Regions from separate parts of the Homo sapiens genome. Here region 1 is linked to region 2. Evidence: read pairs that join two places in POLR2A ChIA-PET (ENCODE). Cell type or tissue: B cell. All regions are shown on one strand. Each heading gives the region's core, and the rest is flanking DNA. Links, peaks and the distances in the headings are about the cores only.

Region 1 (9,949 bases), core at 708-8,707, 110 kb after region 2:
CGCAGGAGCAGCACCTGGATCTCCTTCAGGTCTTTCTCGCACAGGTTCTGGAGGGGGTCAATGAAGTTCTGCTTGACCTCGATGTCCAGGGAGTCCTTCACCTCTGCCAGGCGCTTCATGGACTCGCCGGCATCCAGCAATGCGTCACCTGTGGAGAAGTGGTGGGGGAAGCCATCATACCGGGCCTGGGACCACTAGACTGAGACACTCCTCAGCCTTTGTTTTTGAAATAGCGTTTCACAGGCTGGAACGCAGTGGCGCTGTACCAGCTCACTGCAGGCCTCAAACTGGGCTCAAGCCATGCTGGCACCTCAGCCTCCCAAGTAGCCGGGACCACAGGCGTTCACCCCCACACCTGGATCCTTTCCAACTTCTTTGAGATGAAGTCTCGCTGTTGCCCAGGCTGCAGTGCAGTGGCATGATCTCAGCTCACTGCAACCTCTGCCTCCCAGGTTCAAGCAATTCTCCTGTCTCAGCCTCCTGAGTAAGGGGGATTACAGGGGCCTGCCACCACATCCAGCTAATTTTTGTATTTTTAATAGAGACGGGGTTTCACCATATAGACCACACCGGTCTCGAACTCCTGACCTTGTGATCCGCCCGCCTCGGCCTCCCAAAGTGTTGGGATTACAGGCGTGAGCCACCGCACCCGGTTTTTGTTTTGTTTTGTTTTGTTTTGTTTTTTCATAGTCTCGGCTCACTGCAACCTCCACCTCCTGGGTTCAAGTGATTCTCCTGCCTCAGCCTCCCGAGTAGCTGGGGTTACAGGCATGCACTACCACACCCGGCTAATTGTGTGTGTGTGTGTGTGTGTGTGTGTGTGTGTATATATATATATATATATTTTTTTTTTTTTAGTAGAAGCGGGGTGGGGTTTCTCCATATTGGTCTTGCTGGTCTCGAATTCCCGATCTCAGGTGATCCACCTGCCTTGGCCTCCCAAAGTGTTGGGATTACAGGCATGAGCCACCACACTTGGCCCCATCCCAACTTCTAACAGCCCCCCAACACTCTAAGCCCAGGGCCCGGAAATTGGAACTCAGGGCAAAACAAAGGATCCTAAAATCCGAATCGATGCTGGACGTTAAACCAGACCCTCCAATGCTCCTAAAAGGGCCTAGGTTTGCCCTTAACAGGTGGAAGGACAGATGCTGGGGGGTCCAGGCCCTGGGGAAGCAGCTGGCTTGAGTTGGGGAAGGTCTGGAGCTACAGGAAGGGGCCCTATCAGCTGCTGGCCAGTGCTGGATGGGTTGGTCTGTGCAGTCTCCTGCACCTCTGCAGCTGGAAAGCTGTGGGGGCCACTGTACGTCCCCGGCACTCAGCACATGCAGGGCCTGGACCTGCCCTGCCTGTGTTGAGGTGTGGCCTCCAGGGACGGTGGGCGTGGCTTCCAGAGAGCACCACTCACCAAAGTTGGACTCGCCGCCCAGCTCCTTCCCGTGGCGGATCATGCACTCGCCCAGAAGCCCCTCCGACTGCGGGTAGCCGGGGTTCTTCACCTGGCCCCGGATCTTGGACACCGTGTTGAGCATGGTCAGCTTAGCCCGCGAGGCTGGGATAGGATGGCCAGGTGGGTGTGGGCTGTGAGGCCTGCACTCCTCTGCCCTGGCAGACTGCAGCCCCCACATCTCCTCCCCACCCTTGCTTCCTGTGCCTGTGGACAGCCTAGGCCACACAAAGCACAGTGGAATCCCCAGAGGGTCCCTTCCCTGCTCCTGCTAGCCTCAAAGGAGCTGGCAGCGGGTGGAGAGGTGACCAAGCTCCTCAGGGGGCAAAACCTCCTCCTTCCAAGGGCTGCTCCTCTTGGAACGTGGCTATGACCCCTCATCTGGGGGGTGCCAGGGAGGAGGCGCAGCAGTGATGTGCAGCGGGGGGTGGTTGAGGCCAAGGCTCCCGGGGTGGGTGATGAGCTGTGTCCCTTCCGCTGCCCGCTTGGGTCTGCTCCTGGCAGGGCCTGAGTGGACACTGCTGGGTGTGCGTCTGCCCCCTGTCCGTGGCCTCCTATGGAGCCAGCATTTGGGTTTTCCTTGGGGAAAAGCCCGTCTCTCAGCCAGGGAGACCCAGTCCCAAGCCCAAGAGGTGAAGTCCAGGCCAGGGGCACTGGGGAGGGGCGGCCAATACAAATGGATCCCACAAGTAAGCTGGGGGAGAGGCTCCCTGCCAGGACTGCTGGCTGGAAGAGGGGTTGAAGGCTGGGACGGCCCTGAGGAACCAGTCGGCATGAGAGTGAAGCCAACAGAGGGGCTGAGCTGCTGGTTGAGGTGGAAAGGCAGCATGCAGCACCAAGGATGGCCTCTGCACTCCGGGATCCAGCTGTGCCTGAAGCCCACAACCCATGAGCCTGGCGGTTCTGTCATCCCCTGCCTTCCCTCTGACACAGAGGCCAGAGGGCCTGGGGCAGGCCCTGGCAGTGGCTGGAGCACCCACCTGGGTTGGGCTGCAGGTACTCGATGGTCCTGGCCAGCACTTCTGTCACCGCCTTGCTGGTGACATCCACCTTCTGTGAAGAGAAGCAGCATATAAGACTCCACAGCCAGTGGGGGCCCAAGGCACACAAGACCCCCGCTGCTGCACCGCCTCCTGCCCTAAGAGCCCATACCAGGACCCCCCAACCCCCTCTCCATGTCTTCAGCTCAGCCATGTCCCCACAGCTGCCTGCCCACGGCAGGGGAGAGAGCTGGTGCCCGTCAAGTCCAGCTGACGAGGCCCCCACACCACCCCATCTCTCCACACCTGCCGGGCCCCATCACTCCAGACCCAGGCCCATCAAGGTTGGCCGCCTCCACTATGCCCGGCAGAGGTCAGGCCCCAGCAGTGCCACCACCACACAGAGCACGCAGTTTCTTCCTCACCTTCTCCATCTCTTTGAAGTCATCATCCAGCTTGGTCCCCTCGGCCCCTCCGACCTTCTCACTGACCAGCTAGAGGACAGAAGAGGGGAAACGCTGTGAGCCCAGGGGTAGGAGGAAGAAGAGGACAGGAGGCCCTGAGCCGCCTTCCAGCCACATCGCATCCACAGCTGGAGGCAGGAGGCCAAGTGATCAGGACACACACCTCAGGCACTGCCGTGGGCACCCCAGGGCCACACGCTGCCTGCAGAGCAGGGTGGGCCTGCAGGGGGAGGGGGAGGGTGGGGGTGGCCTGCCCACCTGTGTGTGTCCCGACTGCCACTCACATACCCACTGGGGACCCTGCCACAGTAGGCCCCATCTGGGCCACGGTGGAGTCCAGAGCCTCAGCCTGAGAACACATGGCTCAGAAGACACTGCTTCCAGAAGCGCCTACACAAACATCCCCACAGATAGCAATGTGGGGATCTGCCCCCATCCTTGAGTATGTGGGGTCTACTTAAAAAAAAAAATCCTGCCAGCTTGGCTGGGAGAGGCAGCAGGAGCTGACAGTTACGAGAAGAGGTGCAGGCAGCCGGGCAGGGAGGCCGCCATTCTCCTGTGCTCTGGTGCCCGTGTCTGCAGGATGGGACAGCCCAGCCCTTGCCCCATGTGGACACTGAGTTTCACAAGGCAGTCAACACAGGCCTGGCACACCTTGGTCCTCACGGCTCTCAGCTACGGTGAAAGCGATGACAATGACAGGCACTTACAGCGTCTTTCCTCGTGTGGTGGGAAGGCAGAAGCAAGCACTGAATTCCCAAACCACTCCCTCTGACAGCGCCTGGGATGCGAAAAACAGCCCTGAAATGTCCCATGGAACATGGCGGGAACCACTGAACCCCAGCACCGCTGTCTGAGCACAGGCGTTGCTTTCTTCACCCCACGTATCCCATGTGTGCCTGGCGCCAAGGGATGCCGCACAGAGTGAGGATGGACAGTGTGAGGCCCTTCCCAGCACACAGCGCTTCATGAAGAGCCGAGTGGCTGCCAGGCCCTGCCACAAATGGAGGCTCCCAGAGGGAGGCCGCCTGAGGTCACAAGCTTGGCCCTGCCCTCTGGGGGCCAAGTGTCACAGGGTGTGCCATCTCTGAAGTCATCGGCAAATTTAACATCCCGGGTCTGATCACTTGTGTGAAGACGTGCACACACGGCCTGGGCAGGAGAGTGAGGTGTTGCGTGCCGTGGGCCATGGCCTGTGCCCCTGGTGCTCCCCAGGTCTGATTGGTGCTTGCCTGCCCCGAGCTGTCACAAGACGTGGCCAAGGGATGCCATGAGGGTCCGTGTGGTGCCACACTGCGTTGGCTGTGTGGGGCTGGGGGGTGTCCAGCAGGGCAGTCAGGAGTTTAGGACCCAGCCTGGGAGGAAGTGACCCAAGAGCAGGAAGTGCGGGGGCAGGAGAAGCTTGAGCCTGGGGCTCTGCCCACGCCAGGCACCTGGTGTACCCTCTAGCCCATGCCTGGAGGTCACAGCCCAAGGCACCATGAGTGCAAATGCCCCCAACCCCAAGTTCTGCAAAAGGTAGCCTGCCCGGAGTACACGGCTGGTCTTGTGTCCTGGCAACCTGCCCAAAAAGACACCAGCCCCTTTGCCAAGGAATTCCTGGCCCTCCTCCAAGGCTTGGCTCTGGAAGCCCCCACACCACGGGACTGTCCTCACCCACGCATCGGGACCCTTTCTGTCCACCTGCCTTCATGTGCGGGGTGTGCCGGGCATTCAGTGAGCACAGGCCCCATGCCTCTGACCCCTGTCCCTTTCCTGCCTGTGGGTTGGTGGCTCTCAACTCAGCCACACAGCACCTTGGAAGCTTCTTAAAAATCCCCTCGTTGGCCGGGCGCGGTGACTCATGCCTGTAATCCCAGCACTTTGGGAGGCTGAGGCAGGCGGATCATGAGGTCAGGAGATCGAGACCATCCTGGCTAACACAGTGAAACCCCGTCTCTACTAAAAATACAAAAAAATTAGCCGGGCCTGATGGCGGGTGCCTGTAGTCCCAGCTACTCGGGAGGCTGAGGTAGGAGAATGGTGTGAACCCGGGAGGTGGAGCTTGCAGTCAGCAGAGATCCAGCCACTGCACTCCAGCCTAGGCGACAGAGCAAGACTCCATCTCAAAAGAAAGAAGAAAGAAAAAAAAAATCACCTCGTCACACCCACCGCGGGAGGGCTGACTCTGGCACAGGTGAGAAGCAGGAACTGTCCCTTGCGGGGCAGGAGAGTGGGGCTGCCCTCCATTTCTGCTGAAGGCATTAGGAGGAAGGAGCCCCCCCTCCCTAGGTGTTTTTGGGGCGTTCCACTCTATTTCCTGGGACAGTTTCACTTCTTTTGATTGTGGCGAGAGAGGGCGTGCTCAGAGCCAGCGGCTGCCGGAGAGGGAAATGAGTGGCTGATGTGAGACTGGACTCTTCTGGGAAGCCGGGAGGAGAACTGAAGCCAGCGGGCTGCGAAACCACACCTTCTGGGCGGAGGCCACCCCGGCCCCACGACCTGCCCAGGCAGGACCCAGTGTGCAGGCTGGCAGGAGTGGCTCCGTCAGGGCCCTTCCCCAGCCCCCTGCCTCTCACAGGGCAGGAGGAGAGGCCCTACCGGCGAGGACCACATCCTGCCTCTGAGGGGAGGGGCTGGGGACCCGCCACGGTACCAAAGACCCACCTGGTGGCCTCTGGCTCTGGCCCTGGCCCCACCTGCCCATCTCACCTGGGAATCCAGGACCCTGCCTTCCTGAGCCCCAGGACGACTTCCTGAACCCCCACAACCGCCTGACTCCTCGCACCCCTGACACCCGGGAGGCTGTGCCCTAACTACCCGGGTCCCTCTGCTCAGCTCCAGCCAAGTCCCTTGTGGTGACTGATGGTCCCCCACGGGCCAGGCACTGGGCAGGGGACACAACCCTGTAAGGCCCCTTCTCTCCAAGGCTTATGGGCTAGAAACCAGCACAGATGGACACAGGGATGAGCAGCCACAAGGGAAACACGGGAAAAGCAAGGCAGCCGGGCCACGTGCAGCGCCGGCCGCAAGCGCGGAAACCAAGCGTGGGCTCCTGCCCGCTGGGGCCCTACTCACTGCGGTCTCCACACCAGCACACTGCTGAGCACGGAGGGGACCGAGAGTCTGCGGCAGAGCTGGGCGCCACGGGGAGGCTCACCAGAGGGCGCCTCTGGGCTCGCTGTCAGGAGCGAGTGTTCCTAACCCTGGTGCCATCTGCCAGGCAAGAGCTGCCTGTTGTGGGGCAGCCAGCCCCAATGCCCCCGCATCAGAGACCCTACCGGTGGGGAGGGAGGACTGAGGCCATGGTCCCAGCAGTCCATTCCTGCCGAGGGAGACTCTGCAGGCTGGCTGTAGCCCTGACTAGTGCAGCGGACTCAGCAGTGGCAATGACAGCTCCGCACTCGAGTCCATCCCATACCCACAAGGCTCGCCTCCTGTTCCCACCCCGCATGGCAGGAAACGGAGGAAAATAATGGGGCCACTCAGTAGCCAGGGACCCAACAGGGCTCAGGGGTGAGACCACCCTCCGCTGACTGAACCTGCATCAGGGTGGCAGGGTGGGTGGGGGCCCCCTCCCCACTCTCCCACAGGGCCCCACCTGGACGGGGTCAGAGTACCAGCTGCAAACCCCGAGTGACCAACCGCAGGCCCCACAAGGGCTGCCATCCTGAGAGCAACACCAGCGCCTTCTCTCCCCATGCCTGGAACAAACAGGCCGAGCCCAAGAGGGAACAGTCTCCAAGACTCTGCCCCTGCTTCAGATGCCGGCTGGCCTCCCACAGAGGCTGTGACATGTCCCCGCCTGGAGCAGGGAGAAGTGAGGTTTGGCCAACCCTGCCAGGCGAGGACCAGGGCTGAGAAGTCACTATGGGAGAGGCCCCGGCTCAGTCAGGCCTGGCAGTGGCCTCTGGGAAGGATCCCACTGTTGCCTGCCGGACACTTCCCCAGGGTTTGGCAAGACTGGCTTGTGGTCTTTCAGATCTTTGCCCAGAGATGCCCAGCGGAGACCTGCCCACTCTATGCTCACGCATCCCACCTGCACCCGCCACCTGCATGCCGCATGGATTTTCTGCCTGACCCTGTACTCTGTCACCTGTGAGCCAGGCACCTGGGAAACGAGCAAGCTGGACACGAAGATGGGGTTTTGCCCCAGAGCATGGGACTCTTGTCCCCCTGGGAGAAGGGGGCTATTCCTTTGAAGCCTGGCATTCATTAGAGTTTAGACCTTTGGCTCTCTTTGGAGGGGAGCAAGGGATGTGACACACAGAACAGAGAATACAAGGTGGAAAAATACAGAAATGAACTGTGAAGACACTGTGGACTGAGAGTCAGGACAGGGCTACCGTAGGCAGGAGAATCCCAGGTTTTACCCAGAGGGGTGTGGGCAGCTGCCCTGTGCCCGGCAGGCACAGCTGTGGTGGCCACTTGGCAGGAGCAGGAGGAAAATTCCGAATCCTGCCGAGTGGAGCTGGCTGCTGCCGATGGGCGGCCTTGGGATTTAAACATCTCAGCGGGGAAACCTGATCCACACAGCACGGAACACAAATGCCCGTCTCGGGCTTGGTGCCCCAGCAGACTATCTGCTCTGATGAATTCACAGGGTTTTGTTTTTTTTTCTCTTTTAAAGAAGAAAGCCAGCGTGGGGGAGGGCAAGGGAGGGCTGCTGTGGCCCAGCCTGCAGGGATGCGCCACATTTGCCCGCAGAGGGGTCGGCCCCAGGGTCCTCAGGTCTCACTGGCAGTCATGCTGTGGTGCTTGGTAATTTCCAGGTTCACAGCAGAGTTCACGGGTCCTCCCTCGGCTGGGGAGCGGGTCTCTGGCTGGTGTCTGCCTGCCCGTCGGCATCGGTGGTGCTGTGGTGCTGCACGCTGTGCTACAGAGCCATCTCCGCGTCCCTCCCTGCAGTCCTCCTCAGCGGAATCTGTGAGCGCACAGACCACAGGGGCCTCGCCCAGTGCCAGGCACAGAGCGGAGAAATGGCAGGTGGGCACGGCTGGTCAACCGCAGCGAATACCTGTGACAAGGCCTCATCTTTTTTTTTCTTTTTAAAGAGGCAGGGGTCTCACTATGTTGCCCAGGCTGGTCTCAAACTCGGCCTCAAGCAATCCTACCTCAGCCTTCCAAGTGCCAAAACTACAGGCATGACACAGTGTGCCTGGCCAAGGCCATACATTTACAGGACTAGGGGACAACAGCCCCAGGACAAAGCATGGGTTGGGGAGCTGGGGACCATAGGAGGGGGTCCAGGCCCAGCCACCTGCAGGACCAGGGACAGGGCAGGCAGGACACACGGAACAAGGGCCACTATTCACAGTCCCATGTGCCAGCCCCCATGCTAGGCACTCTGTGCCCGGCCCCCAACGTCACAGAGGAGGAAGCTGAAGGGGACGTGGAGGAGGCGAGTGCTCAGCCCCTCCTCACAGTGGGCGCAGTTCTAACACTGCAGCTGTGTTCAAGGCCTGGTCAGCCATGGAAAGGGGCAAAGCCAGGGTAAGGCCTGCAGAAGCAGCAGAGTCCTTATCAGACCTCTGTGCAAAACAGCTGGAATACAGGGTCGGGGTGGAGGCCCCAGGGAGGGACGTAAGGATCCCTGTGGTGTAGAAAAAGCCCTGACGTGGGAAGAGGGCAGGGGCAAAGGATGTAGGGATGTATCATATCCGTGTGTCTCTGAACCCCTTTCCATCTGCAACGCCCTTCCCTGCTGGCCCAACACCTGGGAGCCACTGCCCAACACACATGGCCACCTCGAGTCCATCACAGCTTCTTTCCCATGAGTCAAAAAGTCGAAGACGCGCACAGCCTGGAGGCGGCCTGCTGCCCAGCGACACAGGAAGCCACTGGCCTTCGTGTCCCCTTTTCCATGTGGGCTCCCAGGCTCCTGGCTTGCTGATGTGTCTGTCTGTCCTTCCTGGAAACCTTCAGTGGCCCCAGTGGCATGGGGACTCTCCAGACCTGAGGCCCTTGCGTGCTGACTATGAAAGCTCGCCTATCTACAGGGGCGGCGCTGGCTGCAGGCAGCTCTGAGCTTTCCTGTGACAGTAAGTGCCTGGCATGGGTGGGGTTGTGGCCCCTGGGCTCCTGGTCTGGGAGCCTGCAGGGCATCCGCAGGTGAAAAGCAGGAGTAGTCATTCCTGCACATGCTCAGGGATGAGGCCAGGAGGGGGAGGGAGAGGAGCAGTGGGAGGGGGGGCCACAGGAGCACCACAGGTGCCAAGTGACCCTCACAGGTGCCAGGTGATCCTCATGGCCCGGCGGCGAGGAATCAGACGGCAGAAACCCACTCCCCAGCCCAAGGGAAGATGGAGGGAGCCTCTGCCTTGGGGCTGACTGGGTCATCACCCACTGTGTGTGATGCACGGAGGGAAGGGTCCCGACAGCCGGGGCTCCCCTCAGCATCTGGGAGTTCTGAGAGCCCTGGATTTGCCACTGTCCTTCGAGCCTCCAGCCTCTCAGTAGAGATCTCCCCTCCTGTCCATCAAGGCTGAATGGTTTTTAAAAAGCAGCCTTTGGGAACGGAGGCACTGAAAACAATGAATCAAGACAAAGTTTCTGAAATTATTTTCTCACGGAAACCCCAAACCAGACGCTGCCACCATGGCCAGATTGGGCACCCGGGGACAGCCACAGACCCACCTCTGTGGCGGGTCAGGCGCTCCTCTGGGAACCAAGCTCTGGCAGCAAAAGGACAGTGGCTCTGGAAGCCCCAGGCGTCCTCTCAGCCAAAGGGGCAGTCCCTTGGGCCTGGGCTGGCAACCGAGATACCGGCTCTGGACTGGAACCAGAATGGGCTCTGCCTCAGACCAGGCCACAGAGGGCCCCCTGAGAGCCCGGCTTCCCCACGGCCCCCAGGCTGTGGGGACAGGCCTGCCACAGACTTCCTGGCCAGAGGTGTGGCTGGGTGCCATGGTAGGGAAAGACAGCCAGACATTGGGGGCCATGGTGCGGCCCGGCCACCGCAGTCTAAATCGCCTTGGGGGTGCGTTTCTGCCAACTGTGGTGCTGGCCATTCATGCCGTCTCTCAGGCTGTCGGGCCCTGCCCTGCCTGACTCCTGGCTCTTGGAGCTGGAGAAAGGAC
Region 2 (9,949 bases), core at 1,749-9,748:
GAGTTTTCTGAGCAAGCCACATCAGACCAGATACAACATTTTCCATGGCCATGCAGAGCAACAGGGAGGGAAATGAGCCTTGGCAAGGGTTTGGTGTGTGCCTGGGCCTGTCGCACTGCTGTCTGTGTGTGAATTTAGTTACCTCCACACTGACAGCAAGGGGCTCTTACCCTGGTGTTAGTCAGCTATTGCTACATAACAGGTTATCCCAAAACTTAGTGACTGAAAACAACAAACATTTATTATCCCACAGTTTTTGAGAGTCAGGCATCCAGAAGCAGCTGAGCTGGATGGTTGTGGCTTGGGGGCTCCCATGAGGTTGCAGTCAAGGTGTTGGCCAGGGCAGTATCATCTGAAGGCTGGACTGGGGCTGGAGGAGCCACTCGCAAACTGGCTCCCTCTACTGGCTGTTGGCTGTCAGCCTCAGTTCCTCGCTGTGTGGGGAGCTGCTTGAGCAACCTCACAACATGGCAGCTGCGTACCCCAGAGCATGTGACCCAAGAGTGAGAGCAAGGAGGAAGGCCTGTGCTTTTACATCCTAGTCTCAGAAGTTACGTGCCATTATTTCTGTCATATTCCATTAGAGCAAGTAGCTTGTCCAGCCCCTGCTCAAGGGGAGGGGAGTCACCTCCACCCCTTAAATGGAGGAGCATCAGAGAGTTTGTGGACATACTTTTAAACTGTCAGAATTGCCATTTTTCCAAAGGGTAAATACAACAAGGTCACAGCACTGGGAAGCAGCCAGGCAGGATTCACTCCCAACCTGCCTGGCTCCAAAGCCACTTCTCAGGGACCCGTGGCCACCAGACTCGCCTCCCTCAGCCTCAGTTTCCGTTTCTGTAAAATGGGGGTTGTGAGGATTAAATGAGATGGCATATGGAAACCTCTTAGCCCAGGGCCCGGTGTACAGTAGGTGCTCAGGTTGTCTTTTACAATTTTTCCTTAATATTATTATTTTTGAGATAGAGTCTCGCTCTGTCACCCAAGCTGGAATGCATTGGCACGATCTGAGCTCAGTCAACCTCTGCCTCCTGGGTTCAAGTGATTCTCCTGCCTCAGCCTCCCAAGTAGCTGGGATTACAGGTGTGTGCCACCACGCCTGGATAATTTTTGTATTTTTATTATTTATTTATTTTTTTGAGATGGAGTCTCACTCTGTCACCCAGGTTGGAGTCCAGTGGTGCAATCTTGGTTCACTGCAACCTCTGCCTCCCGGGTTCAAGCAATTCTCCTGCCTCAGCCTCCCAAGTAGCTGGGATTACAGGCACATGCCACTACGCCCAGCTACTTTTTGTATTTTTAGTAGAGATGGGGTTTCGTCATGTTGGCCAGGCTGGTCTTGAACTCCTGACCTCAAGTGATCTGTCTGCCTCGGCCTCCCAAAGTGCTGGGATTACAGGCGTGACCCATAACACCCAGCCTGTATTTTTAGTAGAGACAGGGTTTCACCATGTTGGCCAGGCTGGTCTCGAACTCCTGATCTCAGGTGATCCGCCCGCTCCGGCCTCCCAAAATGCTGGGATTACAGACGTGAGCCACTGTGCCTGGCCAAATTTTTCCTTATTATTCTTACTGAAAGATGGCACCAGGCCAGAAATCCAGGCCACCTGGGTCCAGAGCCAGCCTCTTTCCACCCCACCCTGCCCCAGGGCTCAGATCCCGGCTCCACCACTGCTCAGCCCCATGTGGTCACTTTCCCTCCCCAGACCTGAGTGTTCTCACCTGTGAAATGGACACAGCGCTGGGCATGGGCAGGGGGTTCCCTGAGCAGGATGGAAACGTGGGGGTAGGGGTTCCTCCCGTGGCCCGCAGTGGCCCCCGAGGCCAGACAGGGTTTGCCCCGTGGTGCGATCCCCATGCACTCAGCCCCGCCGCCCCGCGCCCGCCAGGTGCTGGAGAACCGGACCAAGGACTCCAAGCTGGAGATGGAGGTGCTGGAGAACCTCCAGGAGCTGAAAGACCTGAACCAGCGGCAGGCGCACGTGGACTTCGAGGCTATGCTGAGGCAGCACCGCCTGTCGGAGGAGGAGCGGCGGAGGCAGCAGCAGGAGGAGGACGAGCAGGAGACCGCGTGAGTCAGGGCCGGCCCAACCCAGCCCCACCTCGCAGCCTCTGCCCCGGCAGGCGCTGCCTCTGCCCCAGACCCTTTCCCCGCTCTCTGGAGTGTCGCCTTTGCAAGGACCCCTTTCCCACCGCCCATCTCACTTTCTCCCTTGTGGCGTCTCTCGAGGGGGTCCCAGGCCACTGCCGGGCACGGTGACTTAGCACGTGGTCGCCCGCATGGCTGCGGTTTGTCACAGCGAGAGGACACAGCAGATTCAGCAAAGGGGAAAGGCATGTGTGGTGTGTCGGGGGCCAGGCCTTCCAGATCCTCTCCTGGTGGAGCTTCGCAGGACGCGCCTCATCCCCTAGCACCAGCCTGGAGGACTCGAGAAAGGCGCCATCACTAGGGAAGCTCCTAGAGACCCAGCGTGGGGTTCCTATGGGGCCTGGTCCCACAGCCCCCGCTGCCTCACCCATGCCGGGATTCCAGACTCCAGAGGAAAGCAGGGGTCACGCATAAACCATGGTGTTTGCAGGAACAGCTGAAGCCCCAGAGCCCGTCCCATCCATGAGGGTGGGAGGCCCCCAGCACAGGCTCCCGGACACCCACCAAGGGACGCCCTCACCAGCCGCCTTCTGAGGACACAGCCTCAGGCCTCCTGGGTGAACACTTTTCTTTTTTTTTTTTTTTTTTTTTTTTTTTTTGAGACGGAGTCTCCCTCTGCTGCCCAGGCTGGAGGGCAGTGGCGCCATCTCGCTCACTGCAAGCTCCGCCTCCCGGGTTCATGCCATTCTGCCTCAGCCTCCCGAGTAGCTGGGATTAGAGGCATCCGCCACCAAGCCCGGCTAATTTTTTGTAATTTTTAGTAGAGATGGGGTTTCACCGTGTTAGCCAGGATGGTCTCGATCTCCTGACCTCGTGATCCGCCCGCCTCGGCCTCCCAAAGTGCTGGGATTGCAGGCGTGAGCCACCGCGCCCGGACGACGCTTTTCTTTTTCTTTGAGACGGGGTTTTGCTCTGCCGCCCAGGCTGGAGTGCAGTAGTGCAGTCATAGCTCACTGTAGCCTCCATCTCCCGGGCTCAAGCGTTCCTCCTGCCTCAGCCTTCTGGGTAGCTGGGACCACAGGGACACATCACCATGCCCAGCTAATTGTTTTTATTTCTGTAGAGACAGGACCTCGCTATGTTGGACAGGCTGGTTTTGAACTCCTGGCCTCAAGCGATCCTCCCACCTTAGTCTCCTGAAGTGCTGGATGACACGTGTGAGCCCCTGTGGTTGGCTGGTGAATGCCTTTGACGCCGACCACCTCTGAGCCCGCGTGCTGATCCCCTCCTTTCCTGGTGCCTCATCTCCCCTCCCTCCTTTAGAATCTGAGCTGTAAGGACAGGGACGTGGTGGCCTCTCCTGTGTCCCCAGGGCTTCCAGCAGGTAGGTTCTGGTAGGTTCCACGTCAGTGCCTGATGGGTGTGCAGAGCAGCGATACCGTGCAGAACAGTGTTGGGAGCCTGCGTTCATCCTGCACCTTCCGGGTGCCGGGCGTGGCTGTAACCTCACTACCCACACAGCCCTGGGGGTCAGTGTGATCTTCATCATGGAGGGGACTGAGGTCCAGGGAGGTCCAGGCATGAGCCCCACCAAGGTTACCCTCCAGGCTCCATCCAGACAGGCTGGTTCCGGCATCCAGGCACTTAACCACACCACTGCCCTCGGTGGACACGGAAAAGTTAATGTAAAAAAGTAGAAGGGGCCGGGCGCAGGGTCTCCTGCCTGCCATCCTGCACTGTGGGAGGCTGAGGCGGGCGGATCACCTGAGGTCAGCAGTTCGAGACCAGCCTGGCCAACATGGCGAAACCCCATCTGTACTAAAAATACAAAAACAAATTAGCTGGGCGTGGTGGCAGATGCCTGTAATTCCAGCTGCTCCAGAGGCTGAGACAGGAGAATTGCCTGAACCCGGGAGGCAGAGGTTATAGTGAGCCGAGATGGTGCCACTGAACTCCAGCCTGGGCGACAGAGCAAGATTCCTCCTAAAAAAAATGAAAATTAAAAAGTAGACTAGGTGCGGTCGGTGGCTCACGCCCGTAATCCCAGCACTTTGGGAGGCTGAAGTGGGCGTATCACCTGAGGTCAGGAGTTCGAGACCAGCCTGGCCAAGATGGTGAAACCCCGTCTCTACTAAAACTACAGAAATTAGCTGGACATGGTGGTATGTGCCTGTAGTCCTAGCTAACATTTTTAATTTTTTTAGAGACGGGGTCTCGCTATGTTGCCCAGGCTGGTCTCTAACCCCTGGCTCAAGCGATCCTCCCGTCTCAGCGTCCCAAAGAGCTGGGATGACAGGCATGAGCCACTGCATCTGGCCCCTTTAATCTGTTTTATGTTTAAATAGAGGAAGTGGTAACCACTGGGTTAAGGAAGTCCCAATGGGTGCTCTGCCCTCACGGAGCTCACTGTGTGGGGAGGGAGAGGGACAAGGAGACCAATACCCAGGACAACATCCATCTGGGTGAGAGAGAAGCCAGGATGCGTGAGCTTGAATTATGAGGATGAGCTTCTCAGAGGAAGAGCGTCTTGCATTGGGTATTGAAGGTCGAGTAGGAGTTCACCAAGCGAGTGCTTGGCAAAGGGGTCATCCCAGGTAAGGGGATGTAGGCCCCTGATTTTTAAAATCCTTTTTGCAGAGATGCGGTCTTGCTGTGTTGCCCAGGCTGGTCTCATGCTCCTGGCCTTAAGCATTTCTCCTGCCTTGGCCTCTAAAGGCACAGGGATTACAGACATCAGCCACCATGTCTGGCCCCAAGACATTTTTCTAAAAGACATTTTCTTTGAAGCTATATCCCCTGATTAGAGTTCTCACACTGTGGTTCTCACATAAACCACTCCCAGAATTAGAGACCGGCCTGGCCAAGATGGCGAAACCCCGCCTCTACTAAAAATACAAAAATTAGCTGGACACGGTGGTGCGTGCCTGTAGTCCTAGCTGCTCGGTAGGCTGAGGCTGGAGAATCGCTTGAACCCAGGAGGCGGAGGTTGCAGTGAGCCAAGATCACGCCACTGCACTCCAGCCTGGACAACAAAGACTCCATCTCAAAAAAGAAAAAAAAAATACAAAAATTAGCCGGGTGTGGTGGCAGGCACCTGTAATCCCAGGTACTTGGGAAGCTGAGGCAGGAGAATCGCTTCAACCTGGGAGGTGGGGGTTGCAGTGAGCCAAGATTGCGCCACTGCACTCCAGCCTGGGCAACAGAGCGAGACTCTGTCTCAAAAATAAAATGAAATAAAATTTAATAAGGCATAGGAACACGCCTGTGGACCCAGCTACTCAGGAAGCTGAGTGGGGAGGATCGCTTGAGCCCAGGAGGTTGAGGTTGCAGTGAGCTGTGATTGTGCCACTTCACCCTCCCTGAGTGACAGAGTGAGACCTTGTCTCTTAAAAAAAAAAAGTAATCTGTGCTCCCCCTACTCCCTCCCACCCCTGCTCACTGAGGGCAGGAAGAGGTCTCCAGGCACCCAGGCCCCTCGCCACCCCAGCAGGTACATCCCAGGCACTGTTCCCCAAACAGAGCACGTCCAAGTTCCCATCTTCCATCCCACAGGGCCCTGTTGGAGGAAGCCAGAAAGCGAAGACTGCTGGAGGACTCCGACTCAGAGGATGAGGCTGCTCCCTCGCCCCTGCAGCCAGCCCTTCGGCCCAACCCCACCGCCATCCTGGATGAGGTAAGTGGGGTGCCTGAGTCCTGGGGGCTCCCAGGTGAACTAGGGACAACTGAAGCCAGGGGTCAGCTTGACTTTTTCTTTTGTTTTTTGTTTTTGTTTTTTGAGACGGAGTCTCGCTCTGTCGCCTAGGCTGGAGTGCAGTGGCACGATCTTGGCTCACTGCAACCTCTGCCTCCCAGGTTCAAGCGATTCTCCTGCCTCAGCCTCCCGAGTAGCTGGGACTACAGGCACGCGCCACCAAGCCCAGCTAATTTTTTGTATTTTTAGTAGAGATGGGGTTTCACCATGTTGGGAAGGATGGTCTCAATCTCTTCACCTCGTGATCCGCCCGCCTAGGCCTCCCAAAGTGCTGGGATTACAGGCGTGAGCCACCATGCCCGACCAGAACTTGACTTTTTCTTAAAAGGCCAGTCTGCACCCTAACTCCTCCACCCTGTGGCTGTAGCCCAAAACACCCATGATCAGGTGTAAATAAGTGGGTGTTGCCTGGTGCCAATAAATCTTTATTTATAGGCGGGGTGCAGTGGCTCATGCCTGTAATCCCAGCATTTTGGGAGGCCAAGGCAGGAGGATCGCTTGAGGCCGGGAGTTTGAGACCAGCCTGGGCAACAAAGTGAGACCCCTTCTTTACAAAATTACAAAAATTAGTCATGGGTGGTGGTGCATGTCTGTGGTCCCAGCTGTTTGAGAGACTGAGGCAGGAGGACCGCTTGAGCCCAGAAGGTCAAGGCTGCAGTGAGCTGCATCAGTATGACCGAACTCCAGCCTGAGCAAGAGTGAGACCCTGTCTAAAATAAACAAATAAAAATTAAGGCTGAGTGCAGTGGCTCACGCTTGTAATCCCAGCTACTCAGAAGGCTGAGGCAGGAGAATCGCTTGAACCCGGGAGGCGGAGGTTGCAGCGAGCCGAGATCGTGCCACTGCACCCCAGCCTGGGTGACAGAATGAGACTCTGTCTCAAAAAAAAAAAAAAAAAAACTTAATTTACTAAAACTGGTGGCAGGCCTATGGGTCTGTAATTCGCCAACCCCTGTTTAAGCTGCCGAAAGAAGAGAATGTAAAGAAAGAACATAGAAATTTATTTCTCAGTCATAACAGCCCTGGGCTGACAGTCTAGGACTTCGGGCAGCTCTGCTCCTTGGAACCATTCAGGGACTCAGCCTCCTTCCTTCTGGAGCACGGCTTCCTGCGCTGTGGCCACAGCTGGCTCAGAGCACCTTCAGGGTCCGGCTGTGGGAAGGCAAAAAGTGTGTGGAGGACCACGCAGCCTCAGATGCGGCCCACCTCAGTTCTTCTCTCATGCCAGAGGCCACAGCATAGTCACAAGGCCCCATCTGGTGGCGAAGGAAACTGTGAGATGCATCCTCCAGCTGGTCCGTGCCTGGCTGTGCTGCCAACTAGAACGAAGGGAGGCCGGGCACCGTGGCTCAAAGTGCTGTAATCCCAGCACTTTGGGAGGCCGAGGCAGGCGGATCATCTGAGGTCAGGAGTTCGAGACCAGCCTGGCCAACATGGAGAAACCCTGTCTCTACTAAAAATACAAAAATTAGCTGGACATGGCGGTGCCTGCCTGTAATCCCAGTTACTCGGGAGGCTGAGGCAGGAGAATCACTTGAACCTGGGAGGCAGAGGTTGCAGTGAGCTGAGATTGTGCCATTGCCCTCCAGCCTGGGCAACAGAGTGAGACTCTATCTCAAAAAAAAAAAAAAAAAAAAGGAGGAAGGAGTTTTGGTGGATGACCAGCATTTTCCACCACAGCTGACTCATCCAAGGTGGCCTCAGCCACTCTGGTTTGTTCATTGAAGAAGGTGGTAAAAGTAGGGGCTCATAAACCAATAACACAGACACACAGAAACGATTGTTCTCGGCCGGGCGCGGTGGCTCACACCTGTAATCCCAGCACTTTGGGAGGCCAAGGCGGGTGGATCACGAGGTCAGGAGATCGAGATCATCCTATCTAACACGGTGAAACCCCATCTCTGCTAAAAATACAAAAAATTAGCCGGGCGTGGTGGCGGGCGCCTGTAGTCCCAGCTACTCAGGAGGCTGAGACAGGAGAATGGCGTGAACCCAGGAGGTGGAGCTTGCAGTGAGCCGAGATTGTGCCACTGCACTCCAGCCTGGGCGACAGAGCGAGACTCTGTCTCAAAAAAAAAAAAAAAAAAAAAAAAAGAAACGATTGTTCTTTCTTCCTTTTTTGTTTGTTTGTTTGACACAGGGTCTTACTCTGTTGCCCAGGCTGGAGTGCAGTAATGCAGTCCCAGCTCACTGCAGCCTGAACCTCCTAGGCTCAAGCAATCCTCCCACCTCAGTCTCCTGAGCAGCTGGGACCACAGGCACGCACCACCACGCCTGGCTAATTTTTCTTTTCTTTCTTTCTTTTTTTTTTTTTAGACAGTTTCACTCTTGTTGCCCAGGCTGGAGTGCAGTGGTGTGATCTTGGCTCACTGCAACCTTCGCCCCCCGGGTTCAAGCGATTCTACTGCCTCAGCCTCCCAAGTAGCTGGGATTACAGGCGCCTGCCACCATGCCCGGCTAATTTTTGTATTTTTAGTAGAGATGGCGTTTCACCATGTTGGCCAGGCTGATCTAGAACTCCTGACCTCAGGTGATTCACCTGACTCGGCCGCCCAAAGTGCTGGGATTACAGGCGTGAGCCACTGTGCCTGGCCCCTAATTTTTCAAATTCTTTTTGCAGAGATGCGGTCTTGCTGTGTTGCCCAGGCTGGTCTCACGCACCTGGCCTCAAGCAGTTCTCCCGCCAAGGCACAGGGATTACAGACATCAGCCACCATGTCTGGCCCCAAGACATTTTTCTAAAAGACATTTTCTTTGAAGCTGTGTCCTCTGATTAGAGTTCTCACACTGTGGTTCTCACATAAACCACTCCCAGAATTCATTGTCTACAACTTCCTCTCTTCTTTTCTTTTTTTTTTGAATGAATCAACAGAGTAAAGGTACTTTGAAAGCAGTCCAACCTTTTTTGATTTACTCCCTCAGTCTTGTGCCTCTACCTGATTTGATAGCAGGTGTTTTATTTGGTTTTAACGTGATTCACCTTCATCAAGACTTTTCAAACCTTCACCCTAACTTTTATAGGAAGGAATATCTCCACACTTGCGTTTTCTTGGTTTATTTTATTTTTATTTTAGAGATGAGGTCTTGCTCTGTCACCCAGGCTGGAGTGCAGTGACGCGATCACAGCTCGCTGCAGCCTCCAACTCCTGGGCTCAAATGATCCTCCCACCTCAGCCTCTCAAGTAGCTGGGACCCACAAGTGTGTAGTGTGTGCCACCACAGCCAGCTAATTTTTAATTTTCTTTTCTTTTTTTTTTTTTAGAGGCGAGTCTGTATGTTGTCTAGGCTGGTCTCAAACTCCTATCCTCAAGCAGTCCTCCCGCCTTGGCCTCCCAATCCTTAGTTTAGTTTAATGATGATGAGTACCACCTGTAGAAACAGGTTTGGGAACTAACCTAGGTAACTTTTTTTTTTTTGAGACGGTCTTGTTCTTTCGCCCAGGCTGGAGTGCAGTGGCACGGTCTCGGCTCACTGCAACCTCCGGCTCCCAGCCTGTAGCAATTGTCCTGCCTTAGCCTCCTGAGTAGCTGGGATTACAGGCGTGTGCTACCACACCTGGCTAGGTTTTGTATTTTCTTTTTATTAATAAAGAGACGGGGTTTCACCATGTTGACCAGGCTGGTCTCGAACTCTTGACCTCAAGTGGTCCACCCGCCTCGGCCTCCCAAAGTGTTGGGATTACAGGTGTGTGCCTCTGTGCCTGGCCATCTGTGCCTTTTGACTTCTTTTCCTCATTTTGACATCAGCCCAGAGCTACGACATTTTTTTTTTTTTTTTTCGAGACGGCGTCTCGCCCTGTCACCCAGGCTGGAGTGCAGTGGCACGATCTCGGCTCACTGCAACCTCTGCCTCCCAGGTTCAAGCGATTCTCCTGCCTCAGTCTCCCGAGTAGCTGGGATTACAGGCGTGTGCCACCAAGCCTGGCTAATTTCTTGTATTTATAGTAGAGACGGGCTTTCACCGTGTTAGCCAGGATGGTCTCTATCTGACCTCGTGATCCACCTGCCTTGGCCTCCCAAAGTGCCGGGATTAGAAGCATGAGCCACTGCGCCCGGCCCAGAGCCACAACTTTAAGGAGGCCTCTCCACCACCTTAGCAGTGGCCGCCCC

What was found. ChIA-PET counts read pairs that join two places held together with the same protein. Peaks named below come from ENCODE experiments on the same cell type or tissue, not always from the same donor. Only the 100,000 strongest peaks of a DNase experiment are listed, where the experiment ranks them.
Region 1: POLR2A ChIA-PET joins it to region 2 with 10 read pairs; 17 of 35 experiments call an interaction of 5 or more read pairs at or near these places.

The regions. Positions count from the first base shown.
Region 1 is chr19:4,364,074-4,374,022 of GRCh38, forward strand. SH3GL1 (SH3 domain containing GRB2 like 1, endophilin A2) reads right to left here. Exons shown (of 10, transcript NM_003025.4): 2 at 2,853-2,921; 3 at 2,428-2,500; 4 at 1,409-1,552; 5 at 15-148. Among named protein-coding and RNA genes, the nearest start is that of MPND, 25 kb to the left of the region's middle. RefSeq lists enhancers at 1,849-2,770, 4,919-5,868, 5,227-5,416, 5,869-6,816, 8,361-9,094 and 1 more. In B cell, for the core only: a CTCF peak has its summit at 6,041 (motif pointing right); DNase peaks (open chromatin) are centred at 2,948, 4,148, 5,188, 5,888 and 3 weaker places; H3K4me3 peaks cover 1,958 bases; H3K27ac peaks cover 5,223 bases.
Region 2 is chr19:4,256,353-4,266,301 of GRCh38, forward strand. YJU2 (YJU2 splicing factor homolog) reads left to right here. Exons shown (of 8, transcript NM_018074.6): 5 at 1,890-2,071; 6 at 5,642-5,762. Among named protein-coding and RNA genes, the nearest start is that of YJU2, 14 kb to the left of the region's middle. In B cell, for the core only: no CTCF peak of the experiment used is centred there; no DNase peak of the experiment used is centred there.